Linked DNA regions of Mus musculus: all the other regions are linked to region 1. Evidence: chromatin loops called from intact Hi-C (ENCODE). Cell type or tissue: left cerebral cortex. All regions are shown on one strand. Links, peaks and the distances in the headings refer to the core of each region. The heading gives the core; the rest is flanking DNA.

Region 1 (7,361 bases), core at 1,380-6,379:
TACAAAGGAACTGGAGTTGTAGCTGGTTGCGTGAGGCTGTGGGTGCTGGGAATCAAACCTGGTCTTCTAGAAGAGCAGCTAGTGCTCGTAACCACCGAGGCACCTCTCCAGCTGCCATGATGCCTCTCTCTTAAAGACATTTTATTTATTAGATTTATTCATTTTACTTTTGTGTGTGTTTCACCTGTGTGTATGTGTGTGCACCCGTGTGTGTTTACTGCTTACAGAGATCAGAAGAGGGCATCCGCTCTCCTGGAATTAGAGTTATGATTGTTTGTGAAACACTGTATGTGTGTGTTGGAGATTGAGCTCATGTCCTCTATAAAAGCAACAAGTGCGCTTAACCTCTGAGCCATCTCTCCAGCCCCATGAAGCCTCTTTTGTCTTAACAAACTCTAGTTTCTTGGCTACTTGTTGGGATTTGTGTTGTTGCTATTTGTCACCTATGTAACTATAACTTCTCTCTATAGAAACAATGTAAGCTTCAAGGGTTGCCTATTGGACAGGGACAGACCTGTGCTCCGCTCTAGTTATGCCACTTATTACTGATTACTATTTATAGGCAAGTCTTAAAAACCTGTCTAATGCCTCAGTCTCAATTGTCTCAGAATGCTCTCAACTCATGGGTTGTGGTGTATAGACATGGTCGTGGGCTCAGGGGGTGGCACTGGGAGTTTCTTACACTTGGACATGTAACAGCAGTGGGAAGACACTAGGTAGAGTATGGCTCAGAGCAGTTGGAAAGATGCTTACAAGCTGGTAAAAACTTAGTAGCCACTTGGGGTGGGGGAGGGGAACAAGCCCTGAAGGACACATTTGTACATTCTGTGGGTAAACATTCCCACCACAAAAGACTTCAAGTTGCCATTGTGCCACTGGTGAACTGGAGTTCAGGCAACCTGTCACAGTGGGCTTTTAAAAACTAATATTGCTGGGTGTGGTGGCATACACCTTTGATCCCAGAACTTGGAAAGCAGAGTCGGGTTTATCTTTGTGAGTTTGAAGCTAGTTTGGTTTACATATCAAGACCCATGACAGCCAGGTCTACATAAAGAGACCCTGTCTCAAACCAACCAACCAGTACTGTGCAGCCCCACCCAGCACACTGGAGGGGCAAGGTTGCTATGTACGGTGATGTAGGAGGTCTGAGGGTTGGAGTGGGATAGGATCCATATATCGGCTCACAGGAGCTGGGGACCCTCATTTCTTTTATTTTACAGAGTAGGAAGCTGTGGATCGAAGTGCATCTTATTTATGCTGAATGACCATCCATGGCAGTCAGGACTGGCCCTCGGGTATGTATGTGCACCGGTGTGTGTTTACTGCTCACAGAGATCAGAAGAGGGCATCCAATCTCCTGGAATTAGAGTTATGATTGTTTGTGAACCACTGTATGCGTGTGCTCCAGCTTTAAGTACACCCCATCTACCTTTTCTCAGGACAAAGTTGCTGCACCCAGGGTGGGAGCATCAGTTTCAAGTTTAGACCACTCCCAGGTGAACCTCTGGGCTCTGGCTGTAGAGCAGCTCTATCCAGGATAGTGGCATACCTGCCCTATTTGGATCCTGCTGTGACCCAGGAAGGTTAGTGGAGGCAGAAGACAACCTATTGTGGTAGAGTGGGCAAAGAAACTTCCAGGCCTAGAAATTAATTTTCCGCAGCACAGAATCTATATCTGTCATGAAAGTCCAGTACTAGCAGCACATTTTTGCTTCTAACAATGTATTAGTATTAATTTATTTTCGATCATAAAACCTAATCATGTGATCTGGAGCCTTGAGTCAGACTGTTGACTCTGCGGATTGAAGAGGGAGGGAAATGAAGGAGGCAGGTGAGAAGAGGGACTGGGCAGGCTGACCATGTTGGAAAGTAAGGTAGGGACTTGGGGGCCTGTCTGATGATGGAAATGTGCCTGAGACACTAGGCTTGTACCAGGGCGTGTGCACATGAGTGCATGTGTGTGTGTGTGTATGTACACATTGCTCCATCATCATTGATAGCAATCTTGTGCAAGATTGATTGTCATTATCAGGTAGCTGAGGGTGTGGTTTATGGTGCAAGCAGTTTACTCTCAGTCTTCATAGCAGCTTGCAGAGGCGAGGACTGGTATGCAGAGGGCACTCAGCTCATTGGTGGGAACTCTACCATGCTCCCTGGCATGGCGATTTGATGCTTGCTATTCAGGGGGAAAGCTCTGGAAGCATGATGGGTGTGTGTGAGCAAGTGTGTGCTCATACCTGTACACGGGTGTGACCACACACATGCATCTGGATATGTGTACTTCCACACTTATCTAGGGGAGACACTAGACAGAGGCCTGAGGATGGTGGGGAGCTGGGAAGTGGATAGGAAGATGCTCCCTCTTAGAGCCCAGGTGTGCCTAGAGGAATTCATAGCACTCCCCCCCCCAATTGCTAAGGCTGTCCCAATTAAAAATGGAAATAAATTCATCTCTGGTCTTGTCCCCTTGGAGAGTCTTCTGCACACAGTGGGAGTCTAATAAATACTTTATGAGGAGGAGTCTGAACCAGGGAAGCCAGCAGCTGTTTCCAGCTCTGACTCTCAGAGACCCATGGGGCAGATCAGACATGGAGCCACTGGGATTTCCAGTCGTCCTCATCGACCCTGAGGTGACTCCAGACCCAGCTGTTCTGGAAGAGGCTGGATCCAGGTTACTAAAACATCCTGCTTTGGGGAAGTTGGCTCTTCCTTGACAGATTCTCTTTGGCCCTTTCCCATCCATCATGTGGATACTATTTATTGAACAGCCACTGTGTGTTGATCATCATGGGGGGGGGGGAGCATCTAGGCAGCGGAAGAAGAGTGGTGGACTCAGGCTGATCTCTGCTCAAATCCTAGTGCCTTTAATTACAAGCTGGGTGACAAGAGCCATATTTCTTATCTGCGTGTGAGTGGGCTTCTTTTCTTTCCTTTTTCCTTCTTTTATTTCTTTTTTTAGGATGATGACGTCACTTCATAGGGTTGATGTGAGGATTGGAAATAACAGAGGCTCCTGTACACAGCGCAGGTGCTCTGACAGTGGTAGGTAGGTGAGCTTCTCCCTGTCAGGAGTGGGTCCCTTCTGCTTCTGTCAGTTTATGCTCAATGCCTCCCGGTGTTAATTTTCTTTGTAAAATATGAGCACAGTCCCTATCCCCTTGGGCTTTTGGAAGATGTACCTGGAATCCAATGTGTAAAACAACCTGTACAGATACTGGCTATTAATCAACGTTTGTCCTCCGGTCCCGGTTTCCCCAGCATGGTGACAGCTTCCCCTTTAGGGTGCTCTCGATCCCTTCCTTTCATCGCCCCAGCGCCAACATTCAGCCGGGATTGCTGTGGGCATCAGTATCCTGACCGTACCTTTCAGAGGAAAGAAGGCAGGTGCTCAGCTTGCGGGTGGAGTGTGGAGGGGTTGGAGTGGTAGTGGTCTTGGAGCAAAAACTACAGTTCCCAGCCCTCGTTGCGCTGCCACCCGGCGAGGAGCGAAGGATGGCAGGCCCCTTCTTGGAGGCGGAGCCTGAGAGGGAGGCGGAGTTTGGAGGGGTTGGAGAGTTAAGCCAAGCCAATGAAACCGCTGGCTAATAAGTGGGCTTGGCTTGCCATATAACAGTGTCAGGAGGAGGAGAGCGAAGCTATTGAGCCAGCGAGGAGTGAAGCTGAGTCTGCTTCATACACTCCTAGAGGACCGCCTTCAGAATAGAGTTCTTTTCGCCCCTTCCTCCTTCCCCCGGCTCCTCTCCTGGCTTTTCTACCCGCCCAATACAATGCATACTCGAGTGGCAGCCCCAGAGAACTGAAGCAAACCAAAGAGAGAGGACTGGAGCCAAGACACTTCTGGTGGGGAATCTTGGATGCCTGGCTTTCTTTGAGGTCATCTTTGGAACGAGGGTGGCTTTGGGGTGGAGGGTCGTGCTGCAGGGAACTCAGCCAGGCCCCAAGATGGACACTTCTGGGCACTTCCATGACTCGGGGGTGGGGGACCTGGATGAAGACCCCAAGTGTCCCTGTCCATCTTCTGGGGACGAGCAACAGCAGCAGCAGCAACCGCCACCACCGCCAGCGCCACCAGCAGTCCCCCAGCAGCCTCCGGGACCCTTGCTGCAGCCTCAGCCTCCGCAGCCTCAGCAGCAACAGTCGCAGCAGCAGCAGCAGCAGCAGTCGCAGCAGCAGCAGCAGCAGGCTCCACTGCACCCCCTGCCTCAGCTTGCCCAACTCCAGAGCCAGCTTGTCCATCCTGGTCTGTTGCACTCTTCTCCCACGGCGTTCAGGGCCCCCACTTCAGCCAACTCTACCGCCATCCTCCACCCTTCCTCCAGGCAAGGCAGCCAGCTAAATCTCAATGACCACTTGCTTGGCCACTCTCCAAGTTCCACAGCCACAAGTGGGCCCGGTGGAGGCAGCCGGCACCGGCAGGCCAGCCCCCTGGTGCACCGGCGGGACAGCAATCCCTTCACGGAGATAGCTATGAGCTCCTGCAAATACAGCGGTGGGGTCATGAAGCCCCTCAGCCGCCTCAGCGCCTCTCGGAGAAACCTTATCGAGGCTGAGCCTGAGGGCCAACCCCTCCAGCTCTTCAGTCCCAGCAACCCCCCAGAGATTATCATCTCCTCCAGGGAGGATAACCATGCCCACCAGACTCTGCTCCATCACCCCAACGCTACCCACAACCACCAGCATGCCGGCACCACGGCCGGCAGCACCACCTTCCCCAAAGCCAACAAGCGGAAAAACCAAAACATTGGCTATAAGCTGGGACACAGGAGGGCCCTGTTTGAAAAGAGAAAGCGACTGAGTGACTATGCTCTGATTTTTGGGATGTTTGGAATTGTTGTTATGGTGATAGAGACCGAACTGTCTTGGGGTTTGTACTCAAAGGTAGGGACTGTGGTTTCTCTTTATACATTCAACAAAAGGAGTATGTAGACGAGAGAGAGAGAGAGAGAGAGAGAGAGAGAGAGAGAGAGAGAGAGATTGATTTTGAGAGATTTCCTAACTTCCCATGTTTTTCTTCCATGGTCCTGTGAGAATTCCTTTCTTGCTTCCCTTTGTGGGGACATCCCCACACACTGTGTCTAATGTGCAGACTCTGTGTTTGGGAGGATTAAAGAATCCCTTCTGAGAAATCGCTCTTTTCCTCCGGGCTCACGCGTACTAAAGCATAACCCAGCAGCTTAACGCACCAATTAATTACACTCTGCCTTGATGTGTTTGCCAGTTCCTGCTACTTCCCTCCTCGCCTCCCCTCCCTGCTCCACTCCATTCCCCCCCCCCCATAAAAAAGAAATAAATGTCTGGGTGGGGGTGGGGATCCTGTACCGTTCCCCAGCTCCCCCCCCCCTTCCCAAGTTTCTATTTCCCTTCTCTTCCCAGAGAGACTCCAGGGTAAAATGGAGATGTTCCCGAGTCTCTCCCAAGGGCACCGGGTTAAAAATATAGGTGGAGGAAATCAGCAGTCTCTTCCCTCAGGAAAGAGGACTCAGAATAAACCTGCCGCTGCCTTGTAAACATGCCCTGATAAAAATGGCTACAGGTGTTACCCAGGCAGAGCATGGGCACCGCCTTGCCATCACTCGGGGAACGGGGAGCGCCTCTCCTTAGGATGGGATGACAGGGCTTCCCCAGCGGGTCACCGCGGAGTCGGCACCCCAGCTTAGCCCTGGTTCTTCCCTCCCACCCTAACTCCTTCTCCTTGGGATAAATAAAGATGAGTGTACGTGTGTGTGCACGCTGGATGGAGAACGGCAGGCACAAGGCACTGTCTTGGGGGTGGGGTGGGGTGGGGGACGCTCCATTGCTCTATCCTTTCAGTTGGAGGAGAGAGCTTCCTTCCCAGAGGGGAAGGAGGTCGAGGAAGGTGGGTTTTTGTCAATGCTGCATTTGCCAGGAAGCTGCATGCCAGAAGGCTTGGAGGTGCAGGGAATTGTTGGGCAAACGGTTTCCCCTACTGTACCACTTGGTCCCAGTTTGCTGGTGTTTGCATGTGTATATGTGTACTCGTGTGAGTGCCTGCTTGTTCTGTGTATTTGTGTATTTGTTTGTCATTTTGGACAAGGGGTGGCTGGGCTGGCTGGCGGGTAGCTGGGAGGGGCTCAGCTGTTGGAGGTTTCAAATAGAGCCTGTTTCAGGCAGCGCACAGCTGCTGGAGACTGTCACATTCCTTGTAGAGATCTAGTCACAAAAACCTGGGAGGTGCTGATCAGATTTCCCCCATTCCCAGAGTCTCCCTTTAACCTGATGTGGGCAGTGCTCCTTGTCAGGCAACCTGCATGGACAGAGCCCAGACTTCCCAGCAGAGAGTCCTCCAGGGACCTGCTGCTTTGCAGGGACTGCCCAAGCCAGAGCACTTGGAAGCTGCCTCAGTCTAAATAGCTCCTGGATGAACAGACCTCTCCATGAGCAGAGTGGGGTTTCCCCTGGAAGCCCAGCTCACTTAGTCATTCCCTGTAATGAGAGCCTGGGAGGCTGCAGGTCCCTCTGTTCCCTGCCTTCTTAGAGCTGCCTCTCTTGCTGTGTGCTCTGCTTAGGAGATGGGCTGGCAACCCCCCCCTGGGAATTAGGAACACTTGTTAGGGGGAATCCGTGGAAGCCCACATCCCGGAGGTGTGGCATGGTGCTAGCATGTTCTTTTCAGTGGCCCCCATGGCGGCTGTTAAGGAAATGGCTTTTCTAGGAGTCAGTGGCTGTGTCCGGCTCTGAGTGTGGGATCCATGATCATTTGTCTGAATGTGTTTTGGGGGTAGGGTGTCACCGGGCAGGGACGACTATCTTCTCTGATGGAGAGAGGTTTTCCCGGGCCGGGAGGCTGTAAGTGTTGACTGGGTGATATCACCCAAGGTGTGTGCTTCCTCCACTCCTAAGTCGTTGATTCTCTGGTGGCGATGGTACTGAGGGACAGTGACCAGGAAGCTCCTGCGTGCCTCAGTCAGTGAGGTGACCACTTCCTGTGTACCTCGGGGATGGGATTGAAACAACAAAATGTTTATTTAGTGAGGCAAATGTCCCTATCTACCTCGGAGGCAAAGAGGGTCATATCAAAGAATAGGACCAAATCAGGAGTTACAGCTCTGTCACTGCTGGCTGTGTGATTCTTGGAAGTCAGGATACCCTGCAAGGCTGCTTCCAGCTTTCTGGTGGGGAGACTGAGTCAGATGAGGTCAAGGCCCACCAGAGCACCTGCTCATGTAAGAGGGGTCGGCTGTGGCTGTCTGTGATGACTGAGGAGAGAGACACCTTCTTTCTCTGTGATTAGATGGAAAGTAAGACGCAAGGACAGAGGAGAAAGTTCTACAAGGAATCTGGGTCTGGTTGGAGACTGTCTTTACACATGAGGCAGCTGTTGGGGAGAGAGGTGTCAGCTC
Region 2 (7,361 bases), core at 1,708-6,707, 85 kb after region 1:
TGTGGAGGAAGTAAGTCGCACCCTAGTGAGCTGGAGGGGCCAGGGGCTCCTCTGAGCTTAGCCTGTGGAGAGCAGGCATCTGGGGCAAGCTCAACGCTCGCTGGCACACCGTGTGCTTTCTGAGATCATTTTCTTTGGTACCATCAGTGGCTACTCAGAGTTCGGATACTCGCAATGGATACCTTCGCCCCTGCCAGCTAATCCCGGAACTCCCTAGATCTGCTAAGGAGACGAGCTGATCTGGCACTCCATAAATTCTGCTCACCAGTGAACTTCCTTAAACACTTCCAGAAAATGCTTTAAAATAACGGAACAGGTCAGAAAAATAACTCTTTAACACTTTATTTCTTGGTGTCTGAAATGAAGTTTCCGTAAGGTGGCAGAAGGAGGGATGGCTATGATCTTGGCCCGCACTCCCCTGGACCGGCCAGCCCTATAACTACAGGGGTTAGAGAGTGTCAATAGGTATTGTGGGCTCTTTCTAGAGCTCACTGCAGGAGTACTGAAAAGGGAAGTGTCAGGTGTGGAAGGCCAATCACCTAGCTGTCCTAATATCTATAGGCACACATCAGTATAAGTATATGTTGATGTGGTATTGTATAGCAATGCCCCTGAAAGACAATAGCTTAAGAGTACATCTGTGTAACTGGGCTCAGTGTGGTGGTCCTGTGCAGAGCTTGGTCATGTGCTGGTCTAGGAAGGCCTTGCTGTCCCCCCTGACAAAGTTAGGTGAAAGAGAAAACGAGGCCATATATCTGCAGCAAGCCCCATAGAACTGATCTTCTAAATGTCAGATGCATCGAATTTTATAACATCCCATTTCCCAAAGAAAGGCACTCGGTCAGGTTAAACTCAAGATGTTGAACTATAGGCTATGCCTCTTGCAGGACGAAGAGGCAATGCCATACTCACAGTAGCAAGTGGCTCTGTGGACATTTTCTGTAATCGACATCTGGTACTTGTCTCCAAGCAGTGCTGAAATCCCAAGTTCTCCTTTGAGGGTCCTCATGTGCCTCTCTGATGCTAGAGCCACTTGAGACTGCAAACTGGCACCCGGGACATGTGTTATGTCCCTACAATGGCCTAAGCTGGTTGTTTCTCGCTGGTTGTTTCACTGAATTGAGCTGAGTTGAACTGAATTACTTCTGGCTTGACTCTAATTACTGCACATTAGGAATCACTCTGTTGTGTCAACCAGCCTCCAGAAGCTCTTGGGATTGCAGTAACTCCCGCTCACAGGAATAAGAGAGGTAGTAGAAGGCTCCAGCCCCGAGCAACCTCCCACCATCCGAGGAAGGAGTAGAGTTTTGGGAAGTCCACTGGCTGTGGTGCCACATGTCCCTTCTGCAGACTGACCTCCCCCACCCCTGGAATGGGGAAAATAGCTTTTCCAGTGTGAGGCAGCACAATTCAGCAATTTAGAGACAGAGTTTCTTTTCCTACCCAAGGAGTCAGTGGACGGAGCAGGAATGGAGGCCAAGCCCAGGCAGGGCCAGGAGAGAACTTCCTTGTCTCTGACATCTCTCCCTTCCAGGGCTGTCTGCAGCTCTGCTCTTGCCGCCTGTCAGCATCACCCAGGGCCTTTCCAAAACCCACCAGAGGCAGTCAGGCTGAGCCATTGAGATCAAGCCCCGGGGGTGACTGGTTCCTGGTGGAGACAAGGTGATTGGTTCCTTGCCCATTCCCCCCAGATCACTCTGATCCAGCACCACTCGAGATTCTGACTCCAGAACCAGCAAGATGTTCAATAGGCAAAGGTGCTCAGCCGCAAGCCTGATGACCGTGCATTCAATCCCCAGAACTCATGGTGGGATGGAAGAACCAGGTCTAGCAAATCGTCCTCTGGCTCTCCACACAGGCACGTCTGCATCTCCACAAACGAACGAACAAACATAATAAATATAATAATAGACGTCACTTTGAGAAATAATACTAGCTGCCTGTTCCAGGTTAGCTCTGGAACTTTCTGATGTTGGAGATCACCTGGGGCAGTTTGTTGCAGAGTGGGCCATCCTCTGGGAAGGGGGCAGCATCCTCCAAGGTGCAAGATGTATTGCCAGGCCCTTTGGCAGCCATAGGCCTAGGGATGAATTTCCTGCAGGAGTTGTCACTCATTCAACAGAAGCTGACTTAGTGCCACAGTGTGCCAGCAATGCTGTAAGCCAAGCGAGCCAGTATGGGTTCTGCTCTAAGGAGCTCACAGAACACACGCTAGGTAGGAGGCGCCGGCTGAAAAGTGCCACCGAATTCTGGCTCCTTAGAGCAGGATGCATGTGCCAGTTAGGTTCCCCCATCCCCAGCTTGACATAAGCTAGAGTCAACTGGAAAAAGGGTGCCTCAGTTTTAGAAATGCCTCCATTCCTTGATTAATGACTGACGTGACAGAGTGGGTGAGGCCACCCCTGGGCCAGTGGTCCTAACAAAAATCAGGCTGAGGGAGCCTGGGAGGAAGCCAGTAAGCAGCATTCCTTCCTCCATGGCCTCTGCGTCAGCTTCTGCTTCGGCTCCTCCTAATGTAATGATAGTCGGTAATCTGTAAGCCAAATAAGCCCTTTTCTCTCCAGGCTGCTCCTGGTCCTGGCATTTTATCACAGAGACCGAAACCTAAGACAGTGCACACTGGGGACCATCATGAAATCTTTATCTTCAGAGGAGGAAACTGCCCAAGAGAGGGAAGATTAGCTGCCCAAAGTCACATAAGTGGTAGCATTTAATAAACATCTACTACTTGCTAAGATTGAGCTTAAGCATTGGCAATAGTAGAGATCAAAGAGAAGCTCCCACTGAAATCACTGGGTCCCAGCCCTGGTTATCCTTTGGTATCCAGGAGCTGTAAGAACAATCCAAGGCTGGGCAGTGGTGGCGCACACCTTTAATCCCAGCACTTGGGAGGCAGAGGCAGGCGGATTTCTGAGTTCGAGGCCAGCCTGGTCTACAGAGTGAGTTCCAGGACAGCCAGGGCTACAGAGAGAAAACCTGTCTCAGAGGAAAAAGACAGAGAGAGAGAGAGAGAGAGAGAGAGAGAGAGAGAGAGAGAGAAGGAGGAGGAGGAGGAGGAGGAGGAGGAGAAGAAGAAGAAGAAGAAGAAGAAGAAGAGGAAGAGGAAGAGGAAGAGGAAGAGGAAGAGGAAGAAGAAGAAGAAAGAAAAAGAGAATAACTCCAGGACCCAGGATGCTGAGGCAGGGAGATTGTAAGTTCAGAGGCAACCTGGGCTAGATAACAGATGCTATATCAGAAAATAAGTACGAACACTCCAATGTCAGCCCCTCCCTGACCCACCTCCCACAGGTTCTTGGTCTGAGAATGGACCTTGGCAGAGGGATGCTTTTCTTTCCCTTCCCCCTTCCTTCTTTCCCCTCCCTCCCCTTTCTTCTGCTAAGCCCCTGTTGTGCAAGGCAAAGGGATTTTAACAGGCCTCCAAAGTGGCTCTGATGTGCAGCCACTTTGACAGCCATTGGTCTAAGTGACAAGACGGACAGAAATGCAGAAAAGGCCAATAAATAACTGAAACTTGTGATTGGCAAGGAATGAGCAGGAGGCAGAGGAGCTGCAGGGTGATCTGCAGGAAGCGAGGTCACACCACAAAGCTGTGATTCCAGGGGTAGAAGGCACAAGGCTGTCCTGTATAGGAGAGCCGTGGATGTTCTGGGAGATGCCCGGCTCTACAGAGCCATCAAACCCTGTCATGATGCCTGTTTAGTAGGTACTCTCTGTCTGCAGCCTGAAATAGTTCTCCTTGTTCCTCTACTCCAAACAACCTCCTCCCCCAAGTACACACTGCTTATAAATGCTCTAGCAGCAATCTCTGTGATCCACCTAGAGACTAGTCAGTGGAGTGCCCAGGAGCAGGTGTCCCATAATGGAGACAGTCGAGCAGACTCTGAGGTCTAACACCTGATGTGGGAGGTTCCAGCCAGCTCACCAGCTTCTGACTTACTACGCCCATCTTCCTTGCATCAAGAAACTGAGAGGCCAGTGGGGACAGCACCCCAGGCCAGTTCTTTCCTGTTGAGCTGTGTAGCTCAGTGGGGAGACCCCATCCTTCCGTTTAGATGATGTATCAGCTCAGTCTCCACCAAGCAATCAAAGGAATCCGTTACTCATTGCTTCAGTTCCTACTGCATGAACCCAGTTACTATAGCAACTGAATGTGCTTCTTTATTACTGGATGGAAGGCTTTAATTTTGTATTTAAAGAGTTTGGCCAGAGAGTCATGTTGCCATGACTCGGGCTGTTGGATAGCAGTTAGGAGCAGACAGACACCTTGGAAATGGCCATAGATCTGTCTTTCTAATTGACAGATCGGGGCCTGGGAAAACCTAGGCTGCACTGCCCTGAGAAGTCTCCCCTGGTGCTGCGCTGGTACCTTCCCCTGTCCACGGATGGTTCCTGATGAGCAGAGGCCCCTGAGCCAGGCATTCCCATGGTGGCCTCTGCTTTCCCTACTGAGCTTCACCCAGGGGCCTTGCTTGGATGTTTTTGCTTTACCCTCTCCCTACAGGCGGCAGGCCTCTAATGTGTTTGCTGAATACTGGTTTATGACTTCATTGAGTTTCACATTGGTTATGGCCCTGTATGGTCTCAGGACAGGAAGAGGGGAAGCTGAGGCTCAGTGAGGTTAGAGTCTGGCCCACCCCACAGCCTCCCCTTTTGCCTCTCAGTGGGCTGCTAGGATGTCTGGAACTTGATCCCACAGCACACAGATGTCACAGGCAGACACTAAAAGCAAGAAAGGCCATCTCCACACAGCCCTCCACGGCACACATGTGCTGTCTACCTCATGTGACTCACCTGTTTGCCTTCTATTTGTATCTCGTGTGCCAGGGACTCTTTGACTCTCAGGTTTTAGAGTCTTCTCCTTGGATGAAGGGGCTCATGGGAAGGCAGTGGAAAGGGGTTAGGGGGATGCTCAGTGACTGCCTTCGAAGCAGAAGGGTAGGGTCCAGACCTTGGAGGACACAGAGGTAGTCCACTGCAGGCAGAAGTGGGCGGAGCAGGAGCCTTAGTTCATGTAATCTGTGACCAGCCCTCAACTCCCCACACAGCTGTCTTTTCTCCTCTGTGAATGCTGGATTTGTGGTTAAGCTCATCTTTCCCCAGCTTCTACAACATCATCGGCTTCTTTCTCTCCCATCCTGACTTTTCACTGGCCTTTCAGAACTGGTCCCAGGCAAGATTCAGAGGTCACTCTCCCTTCATGATGTGCAAGTGGGAATGCCTGTCCTCCAAGGCTCACTGCCCCCAAACACCAACCAAGTTAGGCCATAAGACCTCCACCCTACGTCTTCTCTAAAGGCTAGAAGAAGCCATGTTGGAGGGCAGTAGTTCCCTGGGGACCTGGGCAGAACACATGGGGTGCATGGCAGCAGATGGCATCCAGGGAGATGGATGTATACAAGCAGCCTCTGTAGAGGGTATAGCGAACACCACCATTGTCCTGGCTATAGCTCCAGCCTTATGCAGGCCCCAGTTGCTTGGGACAGAGTTGCTGTCAACAGAGAAGACCAAGCTTGTTGAAAGGCCAAAGTGGAGTTCCTGAACAGAACACAGAGGAATCCCATAGTAGGGCTTCCACAGAGACAAAGCCTGGGCCTCCCTCAAGATGTGAATCTCAGCTGAGTATGCACAAGGCAGTAGTAGACACCCAGGGAATGTCTGCTGGAGTGCATCCTCATGACATGGCCCCAGGATTCGGGGCTCTGAGGAAGACTGGGGTTAGAAAGAAATGGAGACAGCCGAACCCGGCCCTCATTGTATGGAAAGAACAAGATACGGCTAAAAAGAAGGCATAGCTAATATTAACAATAGCTAATAGTGACTGCTTTGCTCATGGGGGGTGCATGGCGGGTTTGTTGAAGATCAGATATACTATTGTATATGATAGATGCAGTGCACCCGTTGTAGCCTCTGCAGCAGATGGCTCATCCCCAGGCAAGAGGATGGAGAGGCAGAGAGGTTCAGTTACTCACCCAGGGTTCCAGCCAGACCTGGCTAACAGTAGGCTCAGGAGCCATGCAATGAATGCTCCATGCATTACCCAAGAGTGCAGAGTGGCCTGCAGACACTTGCTGCCCCTTCTGAGCTGGGGTCAGGAACCTGGCTGCCCTGTAAGCTCACTGCTACAGGAAACATCCCTTTCCCCCATGCCAGGCCTGCTGAGACTCAGGGGTGTGGGGTTTGCTTGCTTTTGTTTCTCCTTTAAATACAAAAGCACTCTTAATCCTCCTTAGCACAGAGTAACACATGGAGGCTGGATCCTTCATGCTGGAAGGGACTTGGCAGTGGAGAGCAGAAAGAGACGGACCCAGCAGCTCTCCTCATTCCCTCTGCTCATTGGATTTTGGGGAGTGCTAATAATGTATTTATTGTCATTTTATGTGCACTGGTGGTTTGCCTGCATGCATGTCTGTGTGAGGTGTCAGATCTTGCAATTGTAGATGGTTGTGAGATGGCACGTGGGTGCTGGGGTTTGACCCTGGGTCCTCTGGAAGAACAGTCATTGTCCTCAATTGCTGAGCCATCCAACTCCGATTTGTGGGAGTTCGGTCCACATGCCAAACAAGAACAACAAGGGGGTGTTCTGCAGTTTAACCCAGCTTTAACACTCTACTTGAAGCTACATTAAATGCCACTGGCTACTGGCCTGGTCCTTCAGCTCTGTCCCACTTCAAAAGTCCACACGGGGCTGACTGAGCTGTGAGTCCAGGCTCCCATGACCCTGGGCCTTGGATTTGAGTCACCTGATGGAATCGAGTGCACAGTTCAGGGAAACATTTGCACAGTTATTCTTCGGGGTGTTTCAGAGAGTCCTGGTGAGCAGCAGCCTAGAGTGGACTCCAAGGGCAGGAGTTCGAGAAGGGTATGAAGCTGCCGGGGAGCCTGTGGGGGTGTTACCTCCCAGGTGCCTCCATGTGGTCAGCTATGTAGAAGTCTCCAAACTTGGTCCTTGGGCTTGGCAGAGGCTTCTTTGTGTAGCACACTTGATGAAAGCGTTTGCCACTGATGGTCAGCTGCTAGGGAGGGTGGGGTTGGTAGTCTTTCTCCTCCTTGCTCCCATCCCAAGGCTGGCCAGTCAGGATGTGGGCGTTCGAAAGACTCTGACCCTGACTGTGCTGGAGATGTGACTCAGTGGCAAAAACACCAGCCCGGCATTTAGGAGACCCTGGGCTTAAACGCTAAGTAACAGTAGGCAGCTGTGCACACCTTTAACCCCAGCACTTAGGAGGAGAAGCAAGTAGACCTCTGCGAGTTCAAGGTGAGTCTAGTCTACAAAACACAGGCCTGCCAGGACTACATAGTGAAACCCTGTCTCAAAACAAAACAAGCTCCAAAGACTCATCATTTTTGAAGCTCACTGTGTG
Region 3 (7,361 bases), core at 1,564-6,563, 69 kb after region 1:
CGATAAGTACACATGACATTTGTTTTCCTCTGGCTCAGAGTCCAATGGATCTGGATCTAAATTTCAGCTCTGCCTTTTACTGGCAATATAACCCCAGGCTAGTGGTTTAGGCCTTTCTACTTCAGTTCCCTCATCCATAAAGACGAGTGCTGCTCGCATCCTCCCTAACAGTGAAGTGATGTAGTGAGAGCTGTGGGTATGGGGGCCATATGGAGGCTCCCGTCTCATCATCCCCCTCATCGGGACCTGCTACTGGGACCCCATATCCTTTTGTGGTGTCAGAGCTTCAGGGTCTTCTCAGAGGACTTTCCCAGGTCCTGCTGTGGTTGGCGAGTGCTGCCAGCTGCAGGAACAGCTGTACCTCTGTCTTCTTTCTTTTGCCTCCCCTGGGTTTTTTGCTGTCACGTTAGCAGGCAAGTGCGCTTAAAAATAAGTGGCAAAAGCTGTGCTTGTTTGAAGTGTAAGGTATGTCACTCTCAGAAAGCGCATTTGTGCTGTATAATAGATAAGAAAGAGCTATCTAGTTAAAGAACTTTTGGGGCTAGCTTTTCTTCCAGGGCGTGGGAGGAGCATCCTCCATCCTGGTGTAGGCTGTTGGGAAGAATGAAAGTGCTCTTCAGAGGCCCTGCACAGGCTCTCGGCCTGTGGCTTTCTCATTGATCTATTTCTCTCGAGTGAATGGGCTTAACAGAAATAGAGAGAGATTTTTTTCCCTAATGATCAGGATAGAAAAGAATAAAAAGTGACTTTAGGGGTATCTTGGGACCTTAGCTGTCATTGTGTGCTGACACTTCATTTCGGAATGTAAAGGGCCTGCTGCTGGTTTGTAGGGATAAATGGTCTTCTAGTCGGGGGCAGCCAGGAAAGAGGCAGAGCCCTTCACTTAATAACACACAGCATGGAGGGGCCTCTCTTGGGTTGGGTGATGGTCTCTCTCTCTCCCTCTCTCTCTCTCTCTCTCTCTCTCTCTCTCTCTCTCTCTCTCTCTCTCTCTCTCTCCTTTTCTCCCTCAGAGAAACAAGGCTGGAGCTTGGGCCAGCTGGAGCTCGGGAGCTCAGTATAGAGTCCTAATTAGTTGTTTGGACCAAATGTTTCCTAGTATTCCTAGGAATCCAGGGAGGGGGTTTGCTCAGTGGGCCTTGGAGACCTGTCTTGGGTTGCTGCTCTGGGAACAGGTGCCCAGGCAGGAGGCAGCTGTATGAGACTGCTAGAGTAGAGTGATGTTCAATCACGTGAGGGTCCTTATCCTACCAGGTGACAACCAGACTAGCTCTGGAGAGTCTTACATTTGTCCAGGACTCTGCTGTCCTGCTCTCTGTCAAGCATATATGTAGACTGCTAGGAAATTCCTGTGGCTCAGGGATGTGCCCAGGGTATAACAAAAGGCAGGGTGGGTGCATGCCAATCTACCTCCTCTCAGGACATGCACCCAGCTCCTGTAGTGAGAGGGTAGCCCAGCAAGATGACTTCTGCTAGTGGGGTGGTGCAAGTTGGGAGGCCACATGCTCTGTCAATAAGGTTCCCTGACAGAAGAGACAGTTGTAATCTTAGTTCCACAGAAGCTCTGAGATCTGCAGGGCTGCTCTCTCGCTACAAGCTCCTACAGTTGATTTGTGTGGCACTTATGAAGCCGAAAGATACCTGCATAAGCTTCGCCAATGGGCATGAGCTTTGGACTTGGGTATGTTCAGTCACCTCCATGAGTGAGTCAGAGACAGAGCCCAAGGATACCACAGGTCTCAGCAGCCATCTCCAGACTGTCCTCTGATTGAGCTGATGAGGAAGCTGAGGCCTGGAGCAGTGGGAGACCCAGTACAGTCCAGACAGCCTGGTATGAAGACTTGCCCTGTTTAGTGTCCAGCACTTTAGCTAAGCCTTAAGCACTTGGCATGAGGGAGGCTCTGCTCCACACTCACCAGTTAAAACCAGTCATTTTCCCAATCCCAGGCACTGGAGATGCAGTAACAGGCAGAAGAGATCTGACCCTGCCCTCACAGAGTTTCCACTCCAGAGGGAGGGGAAGGGGTGGGCCATAATGAGGGAAGTCTTAAAGAGGCCAGGGTAGCCAGGCATGGTGGTGCACCCTGCAGTCTTTAGTACTAAGGAGGTGGAGGCAGGATCAGAAGTTCAAGGCCACCCTTCGCTACACAGCAAGCTCAAGGTCATCCTGAGCTACCCGAGACCCTGGCTCCAAAGAAGCGTTTTCGGTAAATTCGGTGAAGGACAGTGAAGAAACCAGGACAATGGTGGAAGATGATGGAAGGAGAGATGGATCAGGCTGGGGTTTCAAGGGAGACAGAGCTCTTTGATGGTAACTGGAATATCGCAAGATCTACTTCTGTTAGTATTGTTTCCTTTTCCTGTATACTGAAGTATTATCCGCAGGAAAGTGAGGCTTAGAGACTAATTAAGCTCTCCAGTCACACAGCTGGCGGACAGAAGGACCAGGATTTGAATTCTAGTTTGCCGGGCTCTTAGCCATCTTCCTTGGCTGTTTCCAGTTCAGTTGACTGAGTTCTGAATCTTCATAGAAATGAGGTGACCGTTTATGTCACCGCAGGGCCAGGTCTGTGAGTCTACTGCCACTGCTCTGACACCCCCTGTTGTAGGAAAGGGTGAGCTAAATATCCCAGTGGAGCACCTCCCTTCCTTCTGGAACTGGCCTAATTAGGAATGAGGTGGCAGTGTCCCAGGGCCACCTTATTTAGGCCACAATCTCTCTACCCTAGGCTACTCATGAATCCGAGTGAGCTCCCTGCAGGTTAGTACCCTGGCGCACCTCCTCCCAAATGTTTTTCTCATTTCCGGTTTCACGGCTGTTTTGAATCTACCAGCTTCATTTCATTCATCACCAAAGCAAGGCACGCGATAGAAAAGGCGCATCCCGTCCTCTGGGCGCCGCCTCATTTCCTGCCTGAGATTGACAAGTGCCACTGAAGCATTTTGCACACCTCAGAGAGGGTTTGCCATTCGTGTGGCCAGAGAAGTTGTCATGCAGACAGTTGTAGGGGCTGGGTCTGCCCTGAGGCCCCAGGCTGCAGACACAACTCAGACTGTTTTATGGACAGAGTCGGTTCTTCAGTCATGACTTGTCTCCCTAGCCACACATTTTTAGCCTGATCGTTGTGAGCTGTCACAGCCTGCACACCTCTCAGGTTTTAACCAGTTGAACGCTCTTATAAAGTTCTGTGGACTGGTGCAAGAGCATCTCTGTGTTCATGTGCACGTGCCCACGGTGGGAATGTGTGGAGTGTCCTTTCAAACCTTCAGCGTGTTTCTGCTGGGGACAGGAGATGTGTACTCCATGAACTATAACTCCAGGCTGAAGAGCCCTGGAGACCAGGGAAGGGAAGCGATTCAGACCTGGAGCTGAGGCCAGGAAGAGGGGCCCCGGCTGTGCTCTGCGAGAACTGCGGACCTGGTGGGAAAGAAGGCTCTTTGAGCTCCTTAGTTGCTGCTCATTGTAAACCTAGAGCATTTCCCAAGGGACACAGGGCATGTTTATTAAGTTTTCTTTCTTTATCCTTTTGACAGTGGATTGAGCCTGGGACCTGGGCAGCTAGGCAAGCACTCTGCCAGTTACTTCTCCAGCGACTAAGCATTTTTTTTTAACCATCCCACTCATCGCCTCCCACTGGCTCTCACGGTGCTATGACAGTGGGGTCCTCTTCCTGGTGCTCCTGCTTCCTTCCCTTTCTGTGTCCTTTCCTCTTTCTTCACAGCTGGCCAGGCATCAGACAGACTCACACATGCAACCTTGACCTTGACCTTGCCTGCAAGCTTCCTGAGGTTACTTACTCATGGTCCTTTTGATACAGTTTAGACTCCATGAGACAGCTTGTCTTGGAGCTGGCCCCACCCTGCTCTGAAGCCATCTTTATGCCACCTCCTTAAACACTCTCCAGTCACTGTGAGGTTCTGTCTAGCCTTGGTCCCATATCTCTGGACCTTTGCACATGTCATGTATCCTTTGTTCCAAATGCCATCCCCTTGTGTGAAGTATCTTTTATCTCCCCAACTTCTCTCTTCCTTGTGTACATAGACATCTCCTATGTCCTTGTCTGCCATGCAAAAACCTCTTCTTCCCTTCCCTGAGCTCTTCAAGGGCAGCCATGGCCATACCTCTGGAGCTCCAATCTCTATGGCATCAGACAGAGTAGGGGCTCAGGGAGCGCTTGGTAAATGAATGGATCCCCACAATGTGTACCCACTGTTAGGCAGCAGTTCAGTCGACCTCCGACCTGAGCCACCACTCCTAAAAAAGCCTCTTTTTATCTGCAGGGACTCAAACCACCCATGCAGAGGTGGCTTTGGGATATGACTTCATGTTCCCTCATATGTCCACAAAGCATATGTCTGAATGGGCGACTAGATTCTTTGCACAATATCAAGCCAGAGAAGGGACCCAGCTCCCCGTGATACAAAAGGGAACAAATTCCCAGAGGTTTGTTTGTTTTTGTTTTCTTGGATGATAAAAATGTGAGCGTCACAAGGTCACAAGAACACAGAGACTGAGACTTTGGGACTTGGCCATTGTGGTCTATCTGTTCCCCTGGGCAAGATAGCAGGGTTGTTGTTGTTGTTGTTGTTGTTGAGACATGGTCTCACTATATGGCCCTGGTCTGGAGTTTGCTATGTAAAACAGAATGGCCTCAAATTCACAAAGATCCACTTGGCTTTGCCTCCTGAGAGCTGGGGGGGCGTCACCTCTTCCAGGGCTCCATCAGTGGCATTTCAGAGAATGTTTTGTGAAAGTATGAAAGAGCTGACAGGATGCCTGCATGCTTCAGTAACTCCAGTGCAGACTCATAATGGACCCACCCAGTTGTTTGAAGTCCTGGCATGAGTACTAACTATGAAGAAATGGCCTCCTTTCTTACATAGAGCCCTGTTCCCAGACTGGGTGAGAAATCGCTCTTCGCAGGTCAGTGAACAATGAGCTCTTCTACATCTTCCAGGCAACTTGTCATAGAGTTCCTATGCCGCACACACAGCAGACATGACCAATCTATCCCACCATCCTTCCTCAGTGAGCTTATGGGCCACTGCAGTGTGAGATGCCCAGCCTGGAGTGCCTGCAAACCATTTTTGGTCTCCACTCCTTGAGGCTCTGTCCCAGTCATGACTTTGGTCTTTGGCGTTTCTTCACTTCCATCCCCTAACCTGGCTGCTCTGGCCATTCTTGGAGCTATTTTACTACAGTCATTTTGTGTTGTGTTTCTGCCACATCCACAGCAGTATGGCAGTAGCCCCCAGCATCTTAAGTAAGTTACAGGATATACTATTTTTCCATTATTAAAATTATTAATGATTCATTGATATTTTGAAGAGTTCATTAATCACGCTCATTCATGGTAACTATTAGCATGGTTTATTACTTTCAGCTGGGGTCTGTCTATCTTCCAGCCTGGTGATCTTGCCCTTGGGCTGCACTGGAGTCTTCTGACCTTCCTGGTTGCTCCCCTGTGCCTCACCACTTCATCTCTTCTGTTTGCTATAAGGTGCAGTGAGGGCAGCTGGGGTAAACTTCTGTCTGCCTCTTACAGGCATTTGGGCACCTGCCTGGCCAAAAAGCAAGGTGGGTGCTTCCTGTCTGGCTTTCTCCCGGGACGGAGGGGAGGAGGCCACCAGCAGTTGTTCACCGCCCTGCTGCTTGAAGACTCTGACTTAGCATTCCTGGTTTGCATGTCTGACACCTCACTTGGCACATGATTTATTACAGTTTTAAATAGCCCTTTCTTTCTGGATTGAACTGTCCATATCCATTTGGAGTGGAAAGACCTGGCTTGTGGTGTTGGTAGTGCAAAATGCTTTTCTGAGTGCGATTGTTTGGGGTTTTTTAGTGTAGCTGATGCTCTCAGACCAGAGTGCTGCTCCCTGTGTCTGGCTGGAATCCAGGAGACAGAAGCAGACATTTGCCTGCCACCTGGATGAAGGAGGACATGGATGCAGAGAGCCTTTTGTTTCTTTTCGTCTACATTTCAGAGACAGAGCATCCCAGGTGAGGGAAGGAAGTCTTATGAACAGCCTGGAGGGGGGTTCAGAATCCATCCGAGCCATTCCCCTGCCTTTGTGGTGGGCTTTACCTCTAGGTCTAGGCTTTGTTAGGAAAACACTTCCCAGGGAGAAACTTTCCTTGGTTTCTCTCTCTTTCTCTCCCTTCCTTCCTTGGGGTTTGGCAAGTCCTTCTAGGCAAATCCTTTTTGCCGTAGTTAGAGCACCTCAGGGATAGTTAAACTGGAGTACAGGATGCTTACAACAAAACATGCAAATTCCCCTTCCCATTTCAGAGACATATGTCCCCTAGATGTCACCAGAATTAGCTCATCAGATTGTAATCACCATCCTGGGATTATGATGCTGTGGAAAGCAGCAGAAATCCTTTTGAAACCCTTTCTCCTCCAGGGGGAGGGGGAGCCCTACCAGCTTCCTGCAGAACATTCTGGTTCCTTTTGTTATCCTGCATTTCTCGACTGAGATCCACTAACAGCCCACATCCTCTGTGCTGCTGGTTGAAAGGCCATTTAGTGTGGTCCCAGTGAAAAGAGAGAATTTGGCATGGCTGTAAGAGCCTAGCAGAGAGAGGAGCTGAGGGGACAAGCCACCTGGGAGCTGCATGAGTCTCAAAGGGAGGCCCACCAGCCACATCCAGACCCTTCATCCCTCATCAAGATGCCACAGTGAGGGCCACCAGCCCATTTCCACCTTAATTCCATTGGAAGCTATACTTCTCCCTGGAGATTCTGACCCCTCCATGGCCATGAAGCAGAAACCACCCATCATGGTGGCTTGGGTTGTTTGTTTCTTCCAAGGGTTTCCTGGCTAGTTAGAAGGGTGATTTTTTTCTTCAATATGGGATGAAAGAAAAAGACAAGATTTCTGAGGGTTGGAATCATCCAAGGAAGGAGAGTTAGTTCTCGAGGTAGGTGTGTCTTCCCCTTCCAAATTCACACAAACAATTAAGAGGTTGCAAGAGTTCTCTGGAAAACTACAACCTACTCATTTGGCCACAAGAGAACACAATAGTTAGTGTCCACATGCTTTAAGTACGATGTCTTTCTTGTTGGAGAGAGCTCTAGGTTATCAGTAAAATACACAGCTCCACTTGAAAAGCTTTTTAAAAAAAGAAACCCAGCTGAGAGCCCCTTCCTCTTCCCGCTCACGAGCCCCCACTCCTGCCTCCTCCTCCCCTTTTTCCCTGTTCTGCCCTGCTACATTGCTGCAACCAAACTTGGCACGGTTACTCAATCGCTAGTCTGAAGGGCTTTTAAAACACGTTCACAGACGTGCTCTTGATCCATTCAGTTGTCCAGGGCAGACCCTCGTGGAGCCCTACTATGTACCAGCTATAGAACAGACAG
Region 4 (7,361 bases), core at 621-5,620, 92 kb after region 1:
GGTTCAGAGAGTGGGTGTCTTAGCTAAGACCTCCATCTGGATCCAAGCAGGTCTTTTGACTCCGCTGGGACTCTCACACAGGTAGGCTCCTAGCCTGCCCCTGAGGTGGTCAGGCTCTTGGACCCCCAGCACCCCCACCCTGCCTCTTGTGTGACACTCCTGCTCACCTGTCCTGGCCACACTAATGTGCTCTTCACTCCTCCAGCTCTTTGTGATCGACAATGGTGCAGATGACTGGCGGATAGCCATGACCTACGAGCGTATCCTCTACATCAGCCTGGAGATGCTGGTGTGCGCCATCCACCCCATCCCTGGAGAGTACAAGTTCTTCTGGACTGCACGCCTGGCCTTCTCCTATACCCCATCTCGGGCAGAGGCTGACGTGGACATTATTCTGTCCATCCCCATGTTCCTGCGCCTGTACCTGATCGCCCGGGTCATGCTGCTCCATAGCAAACTCTTCACTGATGCCTCCTCCCGAAGCATCGGGGCCCTCAACAAGATCAACTTCAACACCCGATTCGTCATGAAGACGCTCATGACCATCTGCCCTGGCACGGTGCTGCTGGTGTTCAGCATCTCTCTGTGGATCATCGCTGCCTGGACTGTGCGAGTCTGTGAAAGGTATTTCAGGGAGACCCTGAGCGTGGGATGGGGGAGGGACAAGGAGCAGGGATGTCCAGGTCTAAGGTCTGATGGAGGAGGCTGGAATGGTCTCAGATTCCTCAAAGGAGAAAATGAGAACAAGAAGAGGAGGGCAGAGCTGGTGTAGAATATTGGAACATTGGAGCCCAGGTAAGCTGGGAAAAACATATATAACTAACGTTTGTTTCTTCTTTTAGACCAAAGTGTCACACCTCCCCCTTTTATAATATTTATTTATTTATTCATTTATTTAATGTATATGAGTACACCGTATTCTTCAGACACACCAGAAGAGGCCATCAGATTCCATTATAGATGGTTGTGAGCCACCATGTGGTTGCTGGGAATTGAACTCCGGACCTCTGGAAGAACAATCAGCCCTCTTAACCATTGGGTCATCTCTCTAGCACCCTGGTTACATCTTTAACCACAGTATTTATTGATTGACAAGGTTTTGAATGTTCTCCTCTTAGAGATTAATGATGCTTGCAAATGTGTATAGGGCTTGGAAAAGCCCTGCAGTGATGAAGCCTATTTGTTTTTGCTTAGTTCAAATTTCCTCATATAATTAATTTTTGCCCACAGATCTTTTATTTTTAATCACACACCTCTAGTGATATGTCTCTGCTCAAGGTTTGGTCCACTGATTGACAGCATCAGCATCACCGGGAGACTTGTTAGAGCACAGAGCTTAGCCCCAGAGTTACTGAAGCAGCAGTGGCCTTTTAGCAGTGTCCTGCTTTGATTCATGTGCACTTTAAAGTTGGAGAATCACTATGGTGGTGAGACAGACTGAGGCTTTATGAGGCTGGGCGGTGATTCGGAGGTCTGCAGATGGGAGTGGACGGAGGGACTGTGGTCTCCCAGAGACCCAGGGCTCTGCCATGACCTGACAGCTCTCAGAACATCCACCCTTGTGGCTCCCCATTAGGATGATACCACCACTCCGCTGTACCCCTCAGGCCCTGTTGGTGACACCTGTCCCTTTCAAGCTGACCGTGTCTCGTTCTAATCAGATTTCCTGTGTAGCGTCTGCCCGAGAAGCCGTGGTTTCAAATTGAGTGTCACCTGAATTAGAATAAGGCCATGGTCCCGAGATAGAGCGCTTTGGTGTGGGAAGGCACTGAGGAAAATCCATGCTGCTTACACAGGTCCTGGTAGCTGTCCTTAGTGCATCAGCACTTGCGATTTGACTGTCAGATCTCCCACATGCCCATCTCTGAGCTGAGATAAAACAAGGCAGAGAATTCAAGCAGACAGCTGGCTGAATAGTTAGCACATGGGAGCCACGAATGAGATTTCCCACTGGCTTTGGGATATTCAGCCAGTAGGTATGGCTTTCTGATTTCAGACAGAGGCATTGTTCTGCCCAGAACATGGTCCTTATATGAGAGGAGCAGCCTCTGAGAACCAAGCTGTTCTCTCTGGGGAACAGAGAGCCCTAAGCGACACCACCCAGAGCCCTACCATATCTCAGCAGCTAAGTTTCTCTTCCAAGCAGGAATCCTTACCAAACAGCTCTTCACAAACCTTTCCTATGACAGAGAAATGGTGCTCTGCTTCCTACCCACAACTCCTCACGGAACCATCTTGCTCGTTATTTGAGACAGGGTAGAACTTGTGACCCCTCGGTCCTATTTCCTGCCTCACTATGCTGGGATGGCAGGTGTGCACTACCACGCTGGCTGCCTCATGGGACTCTCTGCTGAGGAATACCAGTCACTCTGCCTTCCTGGGATTCAATGATGAATGAAGAATAATAATTCCTGCTTTATAGGATTCATTGTTAGAGCCAAGCAAAGCAATCCTTGCAAACTGTACCTTGCCACACATTGTGTAATCCCCGGGTAACTCGGGATCTTTGTGGCTGCCTTTTTTAAATAACCAGGATAGACAGACTGCTACCAAATGCCCACTGATACTCATCCTATTTTCCTTTCTAATCATCAGAAGCCAGGCTTTCCAACAGTGGTGATTCCATTTGTATAGCCCTTTGGGGCACTTGAGGTTTTTCTTTTGAAATACATGTATTTCATGAATACTTGTCTGGCATGTATTTCAGATGAATAGGCTGGTTAAACATACAACCAGGTACCTACAAGTGAGTTTTATTGTTTATTAAAACTGTCACAAGTGTGGTGGCTTATTTATTCATTTCTGAAGAATAGCCACATTTTGAAGGGCCTTGTTTACAGAAGTCTTTGGATCTTAGTTGACATTGAACTCCCTTCAAAGCTCCCAAGTTCAGGCTGGACTTGTCTGGTTAGATGAAGTTAGTTTGCATTAGGCTGCAGTAGATTGTGTTAGTCTCCATTAGCCCAGGTTAGACAAGACTAGCCCTTGTTAAACTAGGTTTGCCTGTGCTGTCACAGAAGCCCCCACAGTTACTCTTGTTGCAAACATGGCTTCTGAGCGTCAGTTGAACATCGGGAAACCAAGCAAGCCAGAGCCTCCCATAGTCTGCCCTCTAGGGAACAGACTTTGTGATCACAGGCTCAGAGGTGGCTTAGGCATATGTGGTGCTGAGCACAGGAACACATCCTGCTACTGCTTCTCACTCTGTGCTGGTTTTGTATCACGTGCTTCATGCTATCCCAGCCTAACCCAGCGGCAGACTCAAGGAAGCCAGTCTGTCCTCACCTTAGGGCTGGCTGCTGGAGAGAGCGTGGTTTGAGGTCTCAGGGCTCCTAAGTGCACAGTCAGGGCGTAAGCATGAGTTCAATTCCAAACTTCAAATTTACCTTGTCAACCCAGGCTGGATCCTGCAGGGACAGGAAATTGTGCTCTAGACTGCCCTAGACACATCCCCACTCTGAGGTCTGAGGGTTACTGTGGTGACACAAAAATGCCAGGCTTGTCCTTTGGTCTTCTCAGATGTCTGTGTCCTTGATCGCTTTGTCATGCCGTTTCCAGGGCTGTCTTTATGCTCAGTGAAGTCTTCATGTGTGTGCACATGCGTTTTTGTTTGTTCATGTGTGTATGTGCCTGTGTACATGTGTGGGTGTGCATGCACGTTTGTGTGTGTATGTGTATTTAAGTGGATAGAGTGCACCCACTCTGCCCTGTGTTGATTTGAACACCAATCACTTCCACCTGGTATTGCGCTGGCTGTGAAACGCCACCTCTCAAGGGAGCTGCCTGACTCAGGGGTGGCAGGGAGCCACTGATAGGGTATAAAGTAGAATTTAAAGGCCCCTTTACCTCCTAGAGCAGTGGTTCTCACCTTATGGGGTTTGAATGACCCTTTCAGAGGTCTGCCTAAGACCATCTGCATGTCAGATATTTACATTATAATTCATAACAGTAGTAAAATTACAATTATGAAGCAGCAATAGAATAATTTTGTGGTTGGAGTCACCACATGAGGAGCTCTATTAAAAGGTCTCAGCATTAGGAAGGCTGAGAACCACTGCCCTAAAGGATAACTGTCTAGGGTCATCAGACTCTAGGGGTCCCTAAGGAGTCACCTGAGGTTTCTATTCCCACACCTAGCCTGTGTCCCACTTCCTGTGCTGATTCTGAGAGCATCCCCTTCCCCTAAGTTTCTGTCTCCAGATCTCACAGTCTTTGACTCTTGCTCAGAGTCCGACCTATAGTACTGGGAAACATGTACAGAACTCGGGTAATCAGACAAAGCTCTTCTCTTGGAATGGCCAGCGAGTTTCTTTTAGATCTGTAGGTGACCCTGCGCTTTCCAAGGCCACATCCTAAGCATGACTGGCTGGGACACTGAGACATGGGTTTCGCTGGGGGACTGGAGGATTGGGCCAGGGTGGGAGGAGTATACGGAAAAGATGACCTTGAGCTCTCTCAGTTTGATCCGATGATGGCTCTGCTACCTCTGATGTTAGTGAAGGTGGCTTGTCATTGGCATTATGCACCATGACAGGTTCTAGAACCTGTCCTGTCTGCTGTTGCCCCGACTAGGATTTGCATACAGCCCGGGTGGCCTCCCTCAGCTGGACTTATCTCTAGCTGTATACACACACTTCTGAAGTTGCTATGGAAATCCTCTTTAGCAAGATGTGTTCCAGAAGTCATTTCTCCTATGTGGGGTTGGTTTTTAATGGGACAATAAATGTTTTTACATCTCCTCCTGCCAAGGACAGACGGGAGTTAATAATGGCGCAGAGGAGCCCTGTGTTGGGAGAGCAGCACCTGGTTGCCAGGAGGGCAGTAGCAACATTGGAGGCTTGTTTTGCTGGGACCCCAGAGATGCATTACATCACTGCCTCCGGAGCCTGACAGTTGCAGCGCTCAGCATTCTCCAGGATTCTCTTGGCTGCGTGCCCACCTCCCACAGGCCTCCCAGGGCCACCCCAGGAACCTCCTCATTAAACACTGTCAAATGCCAAGCAGCAGTCGAAGGGGAACAGTGGAGGCCCCAGGTCCCAGTGCGCCAGGCCAGGGAAGTCGGCTTTCCCTGCACACGCTGAACAATATTCTAGCCGCCTACTTGCGCGTGTTTATCTCCTTGGAAGAAGTGGAAAGGCCTCCACAGTTCTGACAAACACAGCCTGAGTCTTGCTTTGCATGTAAACCCTCTCCATCTTCTCGACTGGCTGGGCCCTTTTGGATTCTTCCCTCCCAGGACTCCACAGTCTGTACACAGGCTGTCTGCCTCAGGGGCTCAGGCCTTGTCAGCAGGTGTTTGGTTTTGACTGTGTGAATTTTAATTTTTTACACAGGCATTTTAATGAAGAATTTAAATGTAAAGATCTTGCCTGTAGAGTCAGCGAGAACCAGGCCATTGTGGGGTTAGGGTTACAGCTCAGGGGAGAATACTTGACTCTCGTGGAGGAGACCTTGGGTTGATTCTCAGAACTGTGGATGAAGAGCAGGAGGAGGAAGAGGAGGAGGAGGAGGAGGAGGAGGGAGAGAAGGACGAAGAGCAAGAGGAGAAAGAAAGACCAAACTATATTCTTTTCTGTTATTGTTTTTTGTTTGTTTGTTTGTTTATCTGGTTGGTTGGTAGGCTTTTGTTTTTCAAGGCAGGGTTTCTCTGTGTAGTCCTGATTATCCTGGAATTCACTCTGTAGACCAGGCTAGCCTCGAACTCAGAGAGATCCACCTGCCTCAGCCTCCCAAGTGCTGGGATTAAAGGCATAGGACACCAATGCCCAGTTCCAACCTACATTCTTGTTCTCTGTTGGTGATTGGTGAAGCTCTGAGGCAGGAGAAGAGAGGAACAATGGGCATTGTTCAATGCCATTGGGCAATGGGCAATGGGTGTGACTTGAGATGGCAATGGACGTGACTGGAGGAAAGCAGTTTGGAGCTTGTCTCCAGGATGAGGCTCATCAAGGAAGCCCCCATGCTGAGCTGAGCAGAGCTTAGCCAAAAAGAGCTTAAGAATGGGGCTTGAGACTGTGGTGGTAGTGGTGGGGCCTTCGCTGAAGCACACACTCCACTGTGGACTGCGGTGTCGGGGCCTTCGGTGAGGCACACACCCCACTGTGGACCTTGCACAAAGATAAGTGGGAACTCTGAGAAAATAGTAAGCACTTCTAGACATAGCTATTTTATCTAAGATAATTTGAGTTAAGCCTGTATTTAATATACAGGTGTTCAACACACACACACACACACACACACACACACACACACACATGCAGGGTGGTATATACTGAAAATTATTTTACTGTTAGAAGTCTGTGCTTTTAAGTGTTTGTAAATGACTGGTTGAGGCAACTGGATGATGAATCAGGAGGGATTCCATGCGTTGGGGGCGGGGCGGGGGCGGGGCTCACCTCTAGTCCCACCGTTAGCTGGGGGAAATGAGAAGTTGGTCTTCTTTACCAGAAACCAGTCAGGGTGGTCCTGCTCCTCAGTAAGGAATAGAAAAATTACCCCGAAGATGCAAAAGAACATGAATTATGGGGTACCCAAAGCAGCCTTGGAAGACGAGATATGCCTCAAAGTGCGAGAAAGAAGCAGTCTCTGTTACGAAGAAGACAGCAGTCGAGGAATGAAAACACACCTGCACGTGCTCAGAGCACCGACTTTGTGAAAAAGAAAATCCCCATTCGTGATGATGACTTTCTTCAAATGTAGAAAGTGGAGGGCCAGCTAAAAAGCTTCCCCAGAGGGCCAGAGAGAGTGCTCATGGGAGTTAGAGCTCTGGAACCCATGTGGTGGCATGAGAACCAGCTCGTGCAGGTGTCCTCTGACCTCCATGGCTGTGCGCTTGCCTTCCTCCAGAAATATAAATGAATGAGTGAATGAATGAATGAATGAATGAACAAATATCTTAAAAGTTGTTTCAGAATCTGAGAGATGAGTGGAAGGTGGTTAGCACAGACAGGGCCCATGAAGTTGAAGTTTGGACAAAAATATAGTCAAAGATATGCATGAAAAAAAAAAAACAAAACTTTTCCAGAATGGCTGACAGATAGGCAAGGAGTTGGTAGACCCGGAAAGGCCAAGCAAGACACCACCTTCTTTCTGATCGGAAGAGCAGTAGGGTCCACCTCTAACATAACCACTACTGTTTCTGGAATCATAGCAAATCATAAGATTAGCCAACCTAGAATCATAGAAACAACAAAACTGGTTTCCTCACACCCGCTAAACTTTAAGAGCCAGTAGGCCATCTTGACAGAGTCTGCAGTCTGTGACGTGACCCCCTCTGCCATTCGAACGAAACAACAAGACTCATTATTAAGATATTAATAATGGGGGGCTGGAGAGACGGTTCAGTGGTTCAGAGAACTGGT

Evidence for each region. A loop is a pair of places that touch in the nucleus more often than their neighbours do. Peaks named below come from ENCODE experiments on the same cell type or tissue, not always from the same donor. Only the 100,000 strongest peaks of a DNase experiment are listed, where the experiment ranks them.
Region 2: it touches region 1 in a loop (2.5-fold over the local background); 8 of 42 quality-filtered maps call a loop at or near these places.
Region 3: it touches region 1 in a loop (2.3-fold over the local background); 5 of 42 quality-filtered maps call a loop at or near these places.
Region 4: it touches region 1 in a loop (2.0-fold over the local background); 7 of 42 quality-filtered maps call a loop at or near these places.

Annotation. Positions count from the first base shown.
Region 1 is chr3:89,516,527-89,523,887 of GRCm38, forward strand. Kcnn3 (potassium intermediate/small conductance calcium-activated channel, subfamily N, member 3) reads left to right here and starts at 3,638. Exons shown (of 8, transcript NM_080466.2): 1 at 3,638-4,878. The coding sequence starts at 3,943. In left cerebral cortex, for the core only: no CTCF peak of the experiment used is centred there; DNase peaks (open chromatin) are centred at 3,561, 4,273, 4,729, 5,100 and 2 more places; H3K4me3 peaks cover 3,396 bases; H3K27ac peaks cover 1,822 bases.
Region 2 is chr3:89,601,330-89,608,690 of GRCm38, forward strand. All of the region lies in intron 2 of Kcnn3 (potassium intermediate/small conductance calcium-activated channel, subfamily N, member 3), which reads left to right. Among named protein-coding and RNA genes, the nearest start is that of Kcnn3, 85 kb to the left of the region's middle. In left cerebral cortex, for the core only: no CTCF peak of the experiment used is centred there; DNase peaks (open chromatin) are centred at 2,192 and 4,073.
Region 3 is chr3:89,585,765-89,593,125 of GRCm38, forward strand. All of the region lies in intron 2 of Kcnn3 (potassium intermediate/small conductance calcium-activated channel, subfamily N, member 3), which reads left to right. Among named protein-coding and RNA genes, the nearest start is that of Kcnn3, 69 kb to the left of the region's middle. In left cerebral cortex, for the core only: no CTCF peak of the experiment used is centred there; DNase peaks (open chromatin) are centred at 2,521, 3,655, 5,681 and 5,884; H3K27ac peaks cover 463 bases.
Region 4 is chr3:89,609,113-89,616,473 of GRCm38, forward strand. Kcnn3 (potassium intermediate/small conductance calcium-activated channel, subfamily N, member 3) reads left to right here. Exons shown (of 8, transcript NM_080466.2): 3 at 206-624. Among named protein-coding and RNA genes, the nearest start is that of Kcnn3, 93 kb to the left of the region's middle. In left cerebral cortex, for the core only: a CTCF peak has its summit at 3,113; a DNase peak (open chromatin) is centred at 4,997; H3K27ac peaks cover 483 bases.